2 separate regions of the Homo sapiens genome follow, and region 1 is linked to region 2. The links are chromatin loops, found by intact Hi-C in ENCODE. Cell type or tissue: mammary epithelial cell. All regions are shown on one strand. Links, peaks and the distances in the headings refer to the core of each region. The heading gives the core; the rest is flanking DNA. Region 1 overlaps MAP7 (microtubule associated protein 7). Region 2 overlaps MAP7 (microtubule associated protein 7).

Evidence for each region. Hi-C counts contacts between places; a loop is a spot of excess contacts. Peaks named below come from ENCODE experiments on the same cell type or tissue, not always from the same donor. Only the 100,000 strongest peaks of a DNase experiment are listed, where the experiment ranks them.
Region 1: it touches region 2 in a loop (1.9-fold over the local background); 1 of 110 quality-filtered maps calls a loop at or near these places.

What each region holds. Positions count from the first base shown.
Region 1 is chr6:136,486,707-136,492,092 of GRCh38, reverse strand. All of the region lies in intron 1 of MAP7 (microtubule associated protein 7), which reads left to right. Among named protein-coding and RNA genes, the nearest start is that of MAP7, 61 kb to the left of the region's middle. In mammary epithelial cell, for the core only: no CTCF peak of the experiment used is centred there; a DNase peak (open chromatin) is centred at 2,572.
Region 2 is chr6:136,437,613-136,442,998 of GRCh38, reverse strand. All of the region lies in intron 1 of MAP7 (microtubule associated protein 7), which reads left to right. Among named protein-coding and RNA genes, the nearest start is that of MAP7, 110 kb to the left of the region's middle. In mammary epithelial cell, for the core only: no CTCF peak of the experiment used is centred there; a DNase peak (open chromatin) is centred at 2,578; H3K27ac peaks cover 2,084 bases.

The DNA of each region.
Region 1 (5,386 bases), core at 321-5,320, 49 kb before region 2:
CCCAGAGAGGGGACCTCTGTCTTGCATTATAGCTATTTGTTTACATGTCCTAATCACCTTCTTTTGGAATATAAACTCATGGGTTGAGGAGCATAACAGAGAAAATGTATTTCCCCCCGCTCTCCCCAGTTTCCCTAGTAACTTAGCTGAATGTTGAGATACAGATGATTAATTATGGAGTAGCTCTGGGTGACTATTTGTTATGTAGACTTAATGCATTTATAACATGTTTATTCTGCTGTTTTCCTGTAAATGCCATTCTTTCAGATCAGAATCTGAAACCAAAGAGAGCCAGCCAATCACGTGGGCAGGATTACAGGAGCATCATTTTAATGTATTGACTTTTCAGTCTATTTCTGTATTTAAATCTAGGATTTCCATTCAATCAATATAACCCACTAATTGAGTGTTAGACTCACATTATAAAAATGATTTTGAAAAGAAAATAAGATAGGAGAGATTATAGTAAAGCTCTACTTTTATTATGTTTTATTCTTCAGTTTTGTTCCTTGCACAGGGATACAGGTTTGCCCACAGGGTGGTGGTTCTTCATCTCTGCTGCTGTGTGAGTAATGGCTGCCCACCGCCTGAAGTAGTTGTCATGATAAACCGGGTGATGCCATTGAACAGACTGGGTTTGGGCACCACAGGGTGAGAAATCTAGGTCACTAGTCATAAACAGCTTTGTCCTAGGAAGAAGAGGCTTGCTGGTTGTCATCTGTCTTTGCACAAACAGCTCATCCTGGCACTTAAAATCATTGGCATAAATTGGGTCAGATATTAGATTGAATTATATGAAATTGCCCTACTTGTCCATTTTTGACCTAACATGACAATTTCATGTTGTTCAGCTTAACACAAAGTACAATGAAGAAAACCTGTTCAAATGTTAGTCTCTTATGGTGTAATTTTTACATTTTTTAATTAAAAAAATGCTACCAGTTAAAAACAGGTTTAATAGTCTGTGAGAATTTATATAGTTAACACCTTTCACTTTCAGAAGCATCATTATTCTAGGCAGAAATGACATAGGAGAGTAGAGATGGATTCTAGGACTTCATAAAAAAGTTCAAAGACATCACAAAGTCCTAACAACAGTAATGCCAAAGTCTTTGCAGCATGAAGTCTGCATCTGAAAGAGGAGTGATTATGGGGAGAAGGGAAAGGGATTTTTGGGGGATAAGATGAGCTCTGGAGGGGATGTAGGATGAGAGTCTACAGGCAAGGGCCTGTCAGACAGACCTATAGGTGTGAGAGAGCGGGACTCAGGCCCACAGAAGCAGTGATGATGGGAATATACCTTAGTGCCGAGCTTGGCTCATCTTCCAAGCAGCACAGGTAGGTAGCTGGGGAGACAGGCACATATGTTTTTCCACTTCCACTTATCCCAAAAGGATGAATTCAGACTCACACCCTGAAAGATCATGCTATGTGCTGACGTCTGAAATCAGGTACCTGAGGGATCCCATTTTTGCTTTGCTACTAGAGAAGTAAAATTCAAATGTCCTAAAGAAGCAATTCATGTGTTGGTTGATAATATTGAATTGTAGTCAACTTAATAATTAGAGTGAGAAAACACTCATCAGATCCTTTGTGGCTTGAATTATTGAGAAAAGGGCATTAAGAGTGTACTGAATCAAAAAACAGGTGATGAGGTGTGAGAATAATATGAGAGCATGATAACCAGCTAAGTTTAACTAAGATCATACAGTATCTTAATGACATCGTTTGGCATATTTGTATCATTAAAACAATATAGTAAGTATGATGGAAGTGGCTTTTCCTTGGATCTTGTATTTGTCATAACTAAATTATATTATTAAGATTTTATTCAGCTACTTAAGAAAATCTTCCTGATGGCTTTTAAGTGTGATGTTCCTGAATCTTATAATAATGATTTTCTATTCTTGGCTCTTTGGGTTGCTTCTGCCACTTCTATTTTGAAAGAACTTAATAATAACCACAGGGTTAATAATAACAGCATGTGATTGTTGAAGGCTTAATGGCTAGAGCATTTCATTGTGACTTTTCATGTAGACATAGAAGGATTTTTTACTTTTTACAAACTCACAGGCTATCTTGTGCCAGCTTATATATATATCTGGAAGAGGAATTGTATATATTTGGCTGACTTCAGTTCACAAGTGTCTTATGAATCTCTGTGGCAAATTGATATATCCATCCATGGTAGAAGGCAGGAGACTGCCATGGGGATTTGTCTCCAGGATCATCAAGGTCCTCAGTATAAGAAACCTGATGTTACAGGCCAGGTGCGGTGACTCACGCCTGTAATCCCAGCACTTTAGGAGGCCAAGGTGGGTGGATCACCTGGGGTCAGGAGTTCAAGACCAGCCCGGCCAACATGGTGAAACCCTGTCTCTACTGAAAATTATAAAAATTAGCTGGATGTGGTGGCACGTGCCTGTAGTCCCAGCTACTCAGGAGGCTGAGACACAAGACTCACTTGAACCCAGGAAGCAAAGGTTGCAGTGAGCTCAGATTGCGCCACTGCACTCCAGCCTGGGTGACAGAGCGAGAGTCTGCCAAAAAAAAAAAAAAAAAAAAAGAAACCTGATGTTACAGAGCATTGTAATGAGGTAAGAATTTCCTAGAGTATATTGTTGCCAAATAAACTAAATAAATAGTATGAAGAGGTAAGACAAAGTTACAGGCCTAGGCAAGAATGGAAAAGAAAAAAAGGAATCATTAATGTTCGGGATAAAAGGACAGATATTAATCGAGTATTTGCTGGTTAATAGCAAAAGAAACATACTTTTTTTTCTAGCTGAGGATTTTCATGAGTTGTTTTTCAGGATACAAGCGAATTTATACAATTCCTTACCTGTCAGTACAACATGCATTGGTTCCCCTTCCCCCCAACAGATGGCAAGGTGAATTATGAAATCTCATAAAAAAAAAATACAACTAGTCTACTCTTGGAAGGTAGAGATATGTCCTTATTTGAAATGGTTTGCGGTGTTTTTCAAGGAGATGAGCACCTACTGATCTCTTTCTGTGCCTATTAAAACCAGAAATCGGAGCTGGATGTGGTGGGCACCTCTGTAGTCTCAGCTGCTTGGGAGGATTGCTTGAGCTCAGGAATTTGAGGCCAGCCTAGGCAACATAGTAAAACCACTGTCCCTAAAAAACACATTTTTAAAATAATAAACATCAGAAATTGGTAAAAACATTGCAAAAAAGAGGGATGGTGAGGGTAAGCATTGTCTGTTTGGGGATTGAGATTATGCCTAAAATTTTAAGATTCCTAACGATGACTTGCATGTGTTTCCTATTATGTGCTATTAGTTATTTCTCATTGCATCTAAGAACTTTATTAAGAAGTACCTAGCGGCCAGGCATGGTGGCTCATGCCTGTAATCCCAGCATTTTGGGATACCAAGGCAGGCAGATCACGAGATCAAGAGATCAAGACCATCCTGGCCAACATGGTGAAACCCCATCTCTACTAAAAATACAAAAATTAGCTGGGCGTGGTGGCGGGTGCCTGTAGTCCCAGCTACTCGGGAGGCTGAGGCAGGAGAATCGCTTAAACCCAGGAGGCGGAGGTTGCAGTGAGCCAAGATCGCACCACCACTCTCCAGCCTGGCAACAGAGCAAGACTCCGTCTCAAAAAAAAAAAAAAAAAAAGTACCTAGCATGGCACATAGCAAGAATCAATATTTTGTTGCTTTACTGGAGGAGACACTATTATTTTTTCTTTTATAAACAAAAGTAGAATTTTGTGTGATAAGTTTTTTCTTGGAGCATATTGTCTTCATAAAATAAACATGGAAAACATATTGTTTTCTTCTCCTACAGTTGATACCCAAAAAAAGCTTTGTGAAATAATGCCAAGATAGTGTCACTACTACCATAAAACTTTAAAAAGTGAATAAAAATGTGAGAGAAGTTAACACTTAGCATATGGTTTTTCCCAAAACTGGAAAAGCTTGTACAAGAATATTATCTAGAAACTACTTAAAACTTTAAAAAGTGACTTTGAAAAGAAAATCGTCATAGAAATTTGCCTTTTGTAAGATGTTACAATTAGCTAAATATGAACATAATGTGAAAGTAAATAAAGCATAAGCCGCCCTTTCGCAATAATACTGTCCTTTTGAAATTTTTTGAGAGGCCCTTTTCCCAGAATAAGTATGACTCTTAACAGAGGACTTTCCGCTCTGTATATTAGCGTATGAAGTGCGTGTCCATGTTAATGGTCCAACTTCAAGCATCTTTTGTGCCATCATTAACAACTGGAACACAGAAAATTGTGAACAGAAATCGCCTCTAGACATCTCTCAGTTGTTAACTGCCTAAATATTGTGAATGTAACATGCATTTTTCTGATGAGAAAAGAAATACAATTTTTTTTTTTTTCCTGGAGATCAAGTCATGCTCTGTCTCCCAGGTGGGAGCTCAGTCGCACGCTCATAGCTCATTGCAGCCTCGAACTCCTGGGCTTAAGCAATCCTCCCTGCTCAGCCTCTTGAATATCTGGGACTACAAGCACACACCACCATGCCTGGCTAATTTTTTTTTTCTTTAAATTTTTGCAGAAACGGGATCTCGCTATGTTACCCAGGATTCCTGGCCTCAAGCAGTCCTTCCACCTTGGTCTCCCAAAGTGCTGGGATTACAGGTGTGAGCCACTGCACCTGGCCATATTTATTTAGAAAGTAAAAAAATTTAAATTGTTTCTAAATCATCTATAATCCCTACCATCTCTGTATAACTATGTCAACATTTTGGTATTTATTATTCTGGTCTTTATAAACTCTATCGTATGTGTGTGTTTACAAATCTGGCATATCATTACATATATGATTTTACAACCCATTTTCTTTACAGTTTACAGCAGAAGCATTTTTGAAACATTCTTCTGCAATGGTTAAGATGGGTATCCACTTATTTAGGATTTCTTCATTAAGGATTCAAACATACTTTTCCACCTCTCCCCACCACTTGTCAATGTCATGGGCAAAGAAATGGTGGTTTATTTTATGTTTTTGATTTTTCAATCCTGCCCCTTCCATAGGTGGTTTATGTTTTAGTTTGCATTTATTTGATTACTGGTGATGTTACATATTTTGTATACTTGTTAGCACTTTCCTTTCTTTTGTCAATTACATATTTCTTCTGACATTTTTATTGGGATGTTTAACCTTTTATAAATAAAGTTTACTTACCTTTTGTCAAATGTGTTATAGATACTTTTCCATTTTAACATTTGCCATTTTGTTTATTTAAATTTTTGTTGTTTTGAGAATGATGATTTCAGATATCTTCCTATTACAGAGAGTTGATTTTGGGATAGCCTTAGGTGGTTCAATCAGATCCGCACCAAAATGGTTTCAAATACCCAAGTGACCTGTAAACTGTAAAT
Region 2 (5,386 bases), core at 212-5,211:
TATACTTATCCTTAGTATGGTTATATTTTCTTGCTAATGCTGTTTTTGATTTATGCATTTAAAAATATTATCCTAAGAAGGGATTCAGCCTGACTTTACCAGGTGCTAGAGGAATCCAAAGCACAAAAACTGTTAAAACCCTTTTGTGGAAAGCCCTTGGATACCCTTAGGAGCATATGTATCCCAGTTTGAAGGCAGATGGTCTAGGGGATGGCTGAAGCCCATCAACAACACCTCTTAAACCATTAGTTTAGGGAACCCAGAACTTTCGTGTTTTGCCAAGCAATGAAAAATGTGAAAAATCACTTTAGCACCTGGGAGATGATTCTAGTTTAAATTCTGTGAGTTGGTGGTTCTAAACCAGAGATGTACATCAAAATCCTTTAGGGAGCCATTTTAAAATACACAGCTGAGCCTAATGCCTCAGGATTGCAGCTCAGCGGGTCTGGGTGGGACCTGGACCACGCTGTGTTAAAAGCCCAAAGGTGATTTTCATACAAACCCTCAAGAACCACTGTTTTAAACAGAAGGGCTTTGAAACCTTGTTTTATAAGAACTATTTTAAGTATGACTTTTTTTTTTTTTTTTTTTTTGGAGACAGAGTCTTACTCTGTCACCCAGGCTGGAGTGCAGTGGTGTGATCTCAGCTCACTGCAACCTCTGCCTCCTGGGTTCAAGCAGTTCTCCTGTCTCAGCCTCCCCGGTAGCTGGGGTTACAGGCATGCACCACCATGTCCGGCTAATTTTTTTGTATTTTTAGTAGTGACGGGGTTTCACCATGTTGGCCAGGCTGGTCTCAAACTTCTGACCTCAAGTGATCCACCTGCCTCGTCCTCCCAAAGTGCTGCAATTACAGGCATGAGTCACCATGCCCAGCCTTAAGTATCGCTTTTTAAAAGTTTTATGTTTGATCCAAAAACTCATGGCAGGAAATTGGGAAGATTTACTTTGTAGTTTGAAATTTGTTTGTTACTGTTGTTGTTGTTGAGACAGGGTCTTGCTGTGTCACCCAGGCTGGAGTGCAGTGGCACCATCACAGCTCACTTGCAGCCTCTACCTCCCAGGCTCAAGCAATCTTCCCACCTCAGCCTCCCAAGTAACTGAGACAACAGGCATGCACCACCATGCCCAACTAATTTTATTTTTTGTAGAGACAGGGTCTCCCTGTGTTATCCAGGCTGATCTACAATTCCTGGGTTCAAGAAATCCTCCCGCCTCAGCCTTCCAAAGTGTTGGGATTACAGGTTGGAGCCACCACAGCCTGACCTGTAGTTTGGAATTTGTAACCACTCAAAGCATCTTCTGTCATTGGGTGCTCAGGGAGAGGGGTTCTTGACCATCTCTGGGGACCATAAAACTCTGAAGTTTCATGCCCTGGTCTTCAGCTTAAGGGGCTAATAGCTTTCCTGAGATTTGCAAAGGTATGCATGATCAAAAAAGGGGAAGGAAGAATAGCTACCTATATGCTGAAAGAGCAAAATTTAATGGCAAAATGAACAAAAAGATACAATCATTAGACATACTAAGGAAACAGTTACTAAAACACCATTAATTTTATGAGAGAAGTGCTGAACTGTAGCTCTAATTATTTGATTTCGTGAACATTTTCTGCTCTATTATTTCCTGAATTTGTTTTTTTGCAATGTAAACACAGTACCATAGGTAAATGGAGTTGCATATAAGTGGTTTTAATGGTATATATTAGGGAAAAATGATAAAATATTAAAATATACTGCCTCTTAATTTAAAAGCAAAATTATCTTTAAGACTTTAAGCTTATTTTATGCTGCTGGGTATATATCTGCCAGAAATGAAATCAGCATGCGGAAGAGATCTCTCAACTCTGACATTTATTACAGCACTATTCACAACAGCCAAGATATAGAATCAACCGGTGTTCATCAACAGATGAATGGATAAAGAAAATGTCATATTTAATACCCAATGGAATGGTATTGAGCTTTAAAAAATAAGAAAATCCTGTCATTTAGGACAACATGGATGAACCTGGAGGACATTATATTAAGTGAAATACACCAGGCACAGAGAGGTGCCGCATGATCTTGTTGTTATGTGGAGTGTAAAACAGTTGAACTCCTAAGTAGAGAGTAGGATAGAGATTACCAAGAGATTGGGAAGAGAGGAAGTTAGGGGAGGGTTTTTTTTTTTTTAAGACCTTAAATATTTTATTTTTAAGATAAAATAATTTCATCCTAATACTGGGCTCTCCGGCATTTGAGAGTATTATATCCTTGGACCTCCATCCTCTGCTCACTGTCATAATTCTTAGATCTTAATTCTTACTAAAGTTTTATTTTCATCTTCTAAAATTACAAAGCAGTAAACATGTAATATACAAAATGTATAGTTTCCTCCTTGCAACAAGTGAGAAAAAAATCCTATTTTAACAAAAAGCATTTTTAAGTGAGTAAAGATGCAATTTTTCATTTACAAAATAAGTTAATAGGTTTTCTAGTTGGGTTTATAAAAAGCTGATGCATATCCTGTTCTTTTTCCCTATGACTGATGACATAACTTCTGCTTTTGTTCATGATGCCCTCTCCTTGGCAAGGAGTGCCTCCCACCCACATACCTACTCACTCTTTAGGACCAGCTCAGATGTCACCTATTCCAGGAAGCCTCCCTTACCTGTCTCTGTGTTCCCGTAGAGATCTCTATCACAGTACTTACTACATTACGTTTTAATTATGTATTTCTATGTGTGTCTGCCTTGGAAGACTTCAACCTCAGTATGATTATCTTTGTATTATTAATGTCTGGAACAGTGACTGCTCATTAAATATTGTGCTGAGTGATTATATTCATAGTCACCCGGCTCACACCTCCCACCCGTTTGTCATTGTACTTGTCTGTGATCATGCTACAGAATTCTGTTGTGGGTGAACTCACCCAGCAGCACAGCTATGGTGCTTTGGCCTTCAAGCTCCTGCTCTAGCCAACCAAGCTAACCTGCCCAGCTTTGGCCAGCAGCTCATTGTAATAAACTGAGTTCAAATGGAACCCAGCACTATTAAACTAGCCATCAGCCTAAGACTACCCTTCAAAGAAGGAGCGAGACCGGGCATGAAGTGGGCCCGTGAGCCAGCCACTCCCTGTGTAAATCTGTACTTCAGCTTCTCGCTCTCTTTTCACTGCAGTTTTATTGCTGTCTCACCAAGATTTCCCTTCTTCCAGGCCTTTACTCTTAAAGGAAAAAAAAAAGTTGCTTATCTTTGCTTAATTATTAACATAATACTGGCTTAATTCTGAACTAGGAGATCTCAAACTCTTTATGACAGCCCAGTGAATAAAGTGATGAAGTGGGAAACAAAATGTAGAGGGTCAGAAAGTGCATTTCAGTTTGTAAGATGAAAAAAGAGGGAAGGGTGGTAGAGCTGACTCATGTGACTGTAATTCCTAGAATATAGGAGCAGTGTGGCGTTATTCATCTAAGCGCGTCCTAGAGATTTTATACATCATGCACACATTTTTAGGTATTGTCTTAGACCGTTTATGCTGCTAATAACAAAAACCTGAGACTAGATAATGTAAATAACATAACTTTATTTTCTTGAGTTCTGGGGTCTGAGAAGTTCTAGATCAAGGTGCTAGCCTTCAGCGTCTGGTGAGGGCCTTCTTACTGCATCCTCATATAGTAAAAGGGGCAAAAAGGACAAGAGGACCCCATGCTGTGTCCTCATGTGCAGAAAATATGGGCAAGAAAGGGGCTTAGCTAGTACCCTTGAGCCCTTTTTATAAGGGTACTAATCCCAGCCTCATGACTTAATCACCTGAAGGCCCCACCTCTTAGCACTATCACATTGGGTCATAGGTTGGCAGATACATACATTCAAACCGTATTTTGGTTTGATACATACATTCAAACCATTTTGGCGGATACACACATTCAAACCATAGCAGGTATTAACCTATCAATAGTGCAGTTGAACATAAAATGAAGATCTCACTTCAATGAAACACAAATTAATATGATTTAAAACAGTTGCACATTGTAACTTTCTGAACACCTGTATTCTGTAGCCTGAATTTTGGCAGAGAAAGTGGTTGAAACATTTGTATCTACTATCAAATTACCATGATAATTGTTTATTGTTCTCTCTTCACTTTATACCTTTTAATTAAGCTGGGGGTTGGGGGGAAGGGAGGTGAGAAAGAAAAGGAAGAAAAATACAGTTTTTGTCGCAAGTGGATTTTGTATCATTTTCCTGAAGGTCTTGGTTCTAGAAATTCTGTAGTCTTGGTGACCTGTCAGTTTTTCTTTATAATTAACTGTGACTGTATTGTGTATTCATCAATATTATGAAATATTATGAAATAGTAAAACTCACTGTGACTGTATGCATGCTTGCCCACGCGTGGCTGAACTTTTACAAAGCAGTGAGGGAAGTTCTCCTAGGGTCAGGACAGGTCATCATGGGCACAAGGCCTCTCATTACTTTCTCTCATCAGAAAAAAACAAGTGAGAGAAAAAAAATGCACCTACACTCAGGTTCCTGAACCCCATCTTAGTTCTTCTCCAGATAGCCCAGCAAGTGAGTTTGTCTAATCCCTTTCTCAGGAATGAGCATGATGAATGAAAACCAAGCAAATTCTGGAGTCGAACCAGGTTAGATTCAGACCCTTTCTGACCACTTCTAATTTCTGCCTCTGTGTTTTCAGTGTTAAATGTGGATGCTAATTGCCTGCTTTGCAAGGTGTCTATAGAAATTAGATGTGATTATGTAAAGCTTCTAGCACAATGCCTATTACGATAAATGGTTCTCACAGTTGCTGATGCTGCTGTTACTATGTTTTTTCTCTACAGTAGTTCTGTCTTATTTTCCTTTGAAAGCTGGAGCTGTCTGTGCTTCTCCTATTTTATAGTATCAGTTAAGGGTTTTCAGTGGTGTTTTGGTGTGGTGGAGTTATTTCTTTTACTCAGGGAGCTTTTCTTAGGGAGTTAATCTGATACTATATTAGAGAGAGTAGACTCTCTGTAGACCTTCCTAGGCAAAGTTGAATGAGTATTTGGATGTAGCACATACATGGACACTTCTAGTTAGAATATGAAGCATGAATTTAGGTAGTCATAAAGGTTTATAATAATCTAAAACCAATTACTAAGATTTATAACCAACATTTTGAACATTGAGTAGTATTAGGATAGTTTTTCTAGCTTTTAAAATCAGCCTAAGCTTTTTGGTAAAGTCAAGTTTTGTAAAATGGGTGAAGATTTTTTTTTTCCTAGTGAAATAAGAATTGGCAAACTTTTAAAGCTGGTTTACGATAATTTCCAGATGAATAGAAACTAAAATGTATTGTCAGCTGATGTTTCATTGTAGGCTCCTATGAAATGACTGAATTCTGTCTGTATCCCTAAAAATTG